Regions from separate parts of the Mus musculus genome. Here region 1 is linked to region 2. Evidence: chromatin loops called from intact Hi-C (ENCODE). Cell type or tissue: gastrocnemius. All regions are shown on one strand. Links, peaks and the distances in the headings refer to the core of each region. The heading gives the core; the rest is flanking DNA.

Region 1 (2,915 bases), core at 305-2,804, 130 kb before region 2:
AGCTCACTTGGTTACCCATCTTTCTCTTTCCAGAAGACAGCACACACATCCCGGGCAGCTATGACCTCACTGTGTATACACAGCCCAGGGGTTAACTAAACAGCCCCAGCCCTGAAAGTAACCACAGAAAGAAACAAGAGACCATTTGCATACATACACATTGCATTTTTCTTTTTTAAAACCCTCAAAGTATTTCCATAACCACTTCTTATTCCTTAACAGAAACTAATCACTACCCAGCTTGAGAACGAAACAAGGCTGAAGCTTTAGCACCCTGACCCAAATCAGCCGACCTTCTTGGTTTTTCTTGCTGTGTTTCAGAATGGCACCATTATAAAAGGAAACCAGTACATCTGGAGTTTGCTGGCTAGTACCTCTTTCTTCAGACCTCCATGAGAAGTGGGATCTACTGTCTTTAAGAAAACTCTCTCAAAAATGCCCAATCTTCCAAAAACCTAATTCACAGGCACCACGTCAGATCTTAACCTGATCTGATTATTGAGCCCCTGCTTTTAGGGAGACAAGTAGTCTTAGTCTTGGCTGAAGTGAACTCACATGAGTTGTTACAGTCAGTGAAAGGTAGAGAAGGCAATAGTCTGGCCCATCCACCCAGAGCATATGAGTCTTGCTTCTGCTCTATGATGGACTCTCTGGTCTCCATGGTGACATTCTCTGCTCTGTGTTAGGAGACTCATCTATAAATGGGGATCTCTTGCCCCTAGACATTTCAGCTGCTCAATGGCCACATACTTCATAGAAGAATAAAGTTTCCACACCCTTCTTTTCCTAAGGGGGATACAAGCTGAGTGTACTGGCTAGTTTTGTGTCAACTTGACACAGGCTGGAGTTATCACAGAGAAAGGAGCTTCAGTTGGGGAAATGCCTCCACGATATCCAGCTGTAAGGCATTTTGTCAATTAGTGATCAAGGAGGGAGGGCCCCTTATGGGTGGTGCCATCTCTGGGCTGGTAGTCTTGGTTCTATAAGAGAGCAGGCTGAGCAAGCCAGCGGGTGGGGGGGAGCCAGTAAAGAACATCCCTCCATGGCCTCTGCATCAGCTCCTGCTTCCTGACCTGCTTGAGTTCCAGTCCTGACTTCCCTGGTGATGAACAGCAATGTGGAAGTGTTAGCTGAGTAAACCCTTTCCTCCCCAACTTGCTTCTTGGTCATGATGTTTTGTCCAAGAACAGAAACCCTGACTAAGACACCGAGTCTCCACTTAGACGCTTGAATTCTCAGACTACATGAAGTTCCAAGGACTTCCCATAGGTTTGCCCAGCAATTAGAGTCAGCTTGATTATATGAAACCTTCCCTTCCTCTCAGAAAATCAGAAGGGAACCAACACACACACACACACACACACACACACACACACACACACACACACACTGACTTATGGAACTAAACTCTCACCAGAGCCCCCAATATGCTGTTGTCTATCTATGCTATAAATAACTTTCCTAACTTACCCAATCACTTACCCAAAATGACAAACTACCCCAGTGTCCCCTTTGAACTCTAACCCTGAGACCTTTCACCTATGACATATACCAAAATGCATACATGGAGAGAAGAGAAAAGCACAACTTCTGCTCAGGACCCTGGGCAGCTGCCAGAAGGGCAGCCTGGAGCACTGACTTGGACTGCTGGCTGTGGGGCAGGGTTGCTCTGACCAGGTGGTCCTTCCTGAGTAGGTCCTTGTGAGAATCATGGCATGCTTTGCCCAGCTCTTCCCCATCACACTTGGCTGGACCACCTCTTCCCAAGCCTTACAATTGGACCTCAAACAACATCCCAGTTAGGATCCAGCAGGAAGAGCTCAGTGCGACAACTTCCTCACTGCTGTGCTGTATGTCACCACAAAAAGAGGTCAATTCACATCATCCCCTTCGTGGCTAAATAGCTCAGGAGCAGCAACAAGCTGATTCCTGAGCCCTGCAGCCACAGTCAGGCCAACCATTCCTTATTCAGTCTGTGCACAGCTAGTCAACCTCTCCAGAGAGGATATATATATATATATTTTAACTCGAGACTGATATGCAGGTGTAATCCCATGGGGACCATTTGTCACCCTTCTGGCCAGCAGCTCTGTGAGACACTAATATTAGAATCAAGTTTCCTCAGCCTTTGAAAACTTTAGTATAGAATGAGATTACACAGTCTCAATTCCCCTCTTAAGAAACTTGCTTGATCTCCTAAGTCCCACAGAGGATAATCTCTCGCAGGACAGCTCAGGTGACAGTACACTCTTTCTCCATTTCAGGGGGATGACTGCAAATCCGTGTCCTGGTCAGGAAGGTCACAGAATGAGCCCAGGTTAGATAAGCAGGACACATCCTTCATCTAGCTTTTCTCCCTGGAGGAGAGAGCATATTATTGAATATCCTTGAAAATATTTGCAAAAAGTTCATTGTGAGGAAGGTGAAGTGATTTAGGAGAATTAGAGACCAGCAAATCTGTGTTTGAATCCCAGTTCTTTTTAGACTGAGACTGATGAATTAGCTTATTCTTCAACCTATCTGAGGCATGACCTCTGCCTCTGTTAAAAAGAACAATGGCTGTCAGCCTTTGGAGGGCCTTGTAATGATTAGTCATATGTGTTTGAAGTGTCTGGCCCAGAGTAAGCTTTCAATGCGACCTGGTTATTCTTAGGAGTGGAGTAATCGGGGGTTTATTTAGAGGTTCTTGGATGGTATGGGCAGAGATCAGTGGGGATGAGGCTCAAGTTCTTCCCTGAGTGTTCTCTGGGGAATGGCCAGACTGAGGACAGGACCCAAGACTACACGACCCATCAAACTGCCCAGTGGTGGCATCTCTCTGGCATTAAGAAAAGTTGGTAGTACATTGGCCAGTAAGAATAAGAAGATATGGAGTGACAGTTATGCTGTGTAGCTGGAGCTTGGCCAGCATTACA
Region 2 (2,915 bases), core at 165-2,664:
TGGTGGTGTGAACACGTTGGTCTGGTGATTTCTGAATAATAGTTTTAGGGGAAGACTTATTGAGAAAGAACAAAAGTGTAGGTACTCCTTGCTGCCACTGGGCAAAGGGACACAAAATAAAAAGAGTAGAGACAAAGAAAAAGATACTGAAAAGTCCATTGGGTAGACCTTACTTGACAGAATCAACAAAACCCTGATAGAGTTTGGCCTGAGTCTTAAGTAACTCCAGATATATACCAAATGCCAGGTAATGTTGAGAAAGACATTTCTCCAGCCTGTAATTTGATATCAGTCTAAAAATGATGGAGTTAGATTTGACCACTTGCAAACACCTCACCATTGCTAAAATCACCGCTTTTCTGACAGAAAGTTATGTAGGCTGTTCAGTCTACTATCAACTGTGCATTCACAATTCTCAAACAGTAACCTCAGCCCCAGGGAGTGCTACTAAGCATTTGTGTACATAGGAAAGTAAGAATTCTTTTTATGTTTACTCAGGCTACAACATAAATGTAGATGGCTCTTGCCTGCCCCTGCAGAAGGCACTGTGTGATCAGATGCCCTGTACATGTTCAAGGTCACAGAAATCATTGTTGCCATTGCTTTGGGCTAAGGCTGCTTAGAGAATCAGGGTTAGTTTAGTCTATCAGACGCTGCCCTGCTGGTATTAACAACACATCCAGTGTTCTTCATATACTTGTGCCCATATGGAACTAGCTTATCTCAGATCTTGTCTGCATCTGAAGCAAGACATTTGTGAGCCAACAGACAAGCAGTCGGTGATCTTATCCCAGACCCAGACTTGCAGGTTGAGTTTAAATAAACAGGCAAACAAGCTAGGGAAAATATCCCTGAACACACAAGAGGAAAGCCATGTAGCTCATCAGCAAAAGTAAGCTTGCAACATCAGCCTCATTAGCACGGCCCAAAAAACAGGAGACGTCAAGTTACTGGATGGCAAGGATGTGATAAGAAACTTGATAATGCCCATCTGCTGCTGGGGTCAGGTCTGCCTCAAGCAGGAACCTGGCAATGCGCACATGCACGGAGGGCTTCGTGTGTGATGAGTGCTCATGTGTGTTTAAAGGAGCTGTGGGTGGGACAGTTAATATAGGGCTTTTCCATCCAGGAAATCTATATCCATTCCAAAGCCTGGACTTATTAAAATCTTGAAGTCTCTCACATCTGTTACAAGGCATGTATCATAGTTTAGGCACACTACTGGGTGCCGAGAGCTGGGTCTGAGGTTACAGGCTCTCTCATTGCCAACCCAGAGATCGTTATTATTGGCAGCCTTCGGGGCTTAAGAAGCATGATTCTAAGAAGAGCCCTCATGCTGGAAGGCTGTGAGCTGGCCAGCTGTGGTGGTCCCAACAGTGGATACCCCAAACCTCTCGGCTCAGTGTAACCAGAGCTCCTGTGAAAGAAGCTGCCCCCTGAGGTTTTTCAACAGCTTTAAAATTCCCCTAATAACTCATTCATAGTTCCTATTCCCTGGACCACCACCATGTCGATGGAAACTGAGTTGGGTCCAAACAGGATGAACTAAGCTTCTGTCCAAGCAAAAAACGTTATCCCAGGGCTGAAGGGCTTTAAATGGACCACGGATAATGTTTTATTGCCCCAGCACCAGGGTGAACTCAGCCCCCCACACTTAGCCTCACCTTTCACAATGTTATTTTTAGAATTCTCATTACACCCAGCTTAAACTCTAAAAATATGGTTCCCAGGAATAGCAGAACCTAGTTTTAATTGTGCAAAGAGAAACAAGTGCCTGTAGTCTCTGATTACATATGATGTTTCATGGGGCTGACATCACTGTGAGGGACATGCTCTCCGGCTGTTGGACTCAATTCATTTCATTTTGCTTTTCCACCCAGCTTCTTCAGCACTGGGGTTGTCTCTACAGCCAATGCTTGGATTTCTGATGATGTGAAACAGTATCCCTGTTTAGGAGAATTCACCTCCAAGGAGTGCCCTTGAGCCTTTCCAGCCTATCCAATGCTGGACAACCCCACACTGCCAGCTGTCTCTCTCACTGGGAGGCAAAGGTCCTGTGGTAGAACAGCTATGGAACCCGACAAATGGCACTGGGGTCTGTACCTTGATCACCAACCACTGAGACCTCAGGCACACATTTAGTCTTCTTTACTCTTCCATGAAAAACAATCATAGGTATCCTGCTGATAAATGAAATAATTAACCTACTCTGTAGAAGCCTAAAAAAAGTATCATGTTTTTACTTGACTAATATTTATACTAGTCAAAATCCCCAAAACAATAAGGTGGCATAAGAGGCTTATGTATGCGTGTATCGGGTCCTAATAAAGCACACATGGGGACATTCATGGCAGTGTAGCAAGCCAGCGCGAAGTGCCACACTATGAAGCTGAAGCCCAGCCTGGACTCTGAGATCACTTTCAAGGATGCACTTTCTCATGAACTCAGGCTGGTCCTAGAAAGAGCTGAGGGCAGCCATACTCTCTGTTCAGTGTAGTTGGGGGCTAAAGACACAGTGTCTAGAAAGACGCTGTCTAAGCCAGAGCACCTAGCTTTGCCTCTCATTTCCAAAGTGATCTATCTTGGGCTTCTCACTTAAGATTTTATACCTCTCCTTCTGCAGCTTAGAAATGCATATGTTGTACATGAGCTGGACCGAGGTTCCCCAAACACATGTACCAGATGTGCAGCTTGGTCTTCATGCAGGTTCTCCAACAACTGGAGCGGGGCTGTCCCTAACTCTGTTGCCTACCTATAGATCCTGTTTCCCTACCTGGCCTGCCTTTTCTGGTCTCAGTGGGAGAGGATGTGCCTAGTCCTGCAGTGATTTGATATGCCAGGGTGGGTGGGGGAGCTCCCCTTCTCAGAGGAGAGAGGGGAAGATGCTGTGTGAGTGAGTACTGGGAAAAGAGTGG

What was found. A loop is a pair of places that touch in the nucleus more often than their neighbours do. Peaks named below come from ENCODE experiments on the same cell type or tissue, not always from the same donor. Only the 100,000 strongest peaks of a DNase experiment are listed, where the experiment ranks them.
Region 1: it touches region 2 in a loop (2.2-fold over the local background); 3 of 42 quality-filtered maps call a loop at or near these places.

Annotation. Positions count from the first base shown.
Region 1 is chr1:183,931,193-183,934,107 of GRCm38, reverse strand. No RefSeq gene overlaps it. Among named protein-coding and RNA genes, the nearest start is that of Gm34130, 4.6 kb to the left of the region's middle. In gastrocnemius, for the core only: no CTCF peak of the experiment used is centred there; a DNase peak (open chromatin) is centred at 1,713; H3K27ac peaks cover 1,339 bases.
Region 2 is chr1:183,805,943-183,808,857 of GRCm38, reverse strand. The region is part of intron 2 of Gm34068 (predicted gene, 34068); the gene reads right to left. Among named protein-coding and RNA genes, the nearest start is that of Gm34068, 58 kb to the right of the region's middle. In gastrocnemius, for the core only: no CTCF peak of the experiment used is centred there; no DNase peak of the experiment used is centred there; H3K4me3 peaks cover 260 bases; H3K27ac peaks cover 2,391 bases.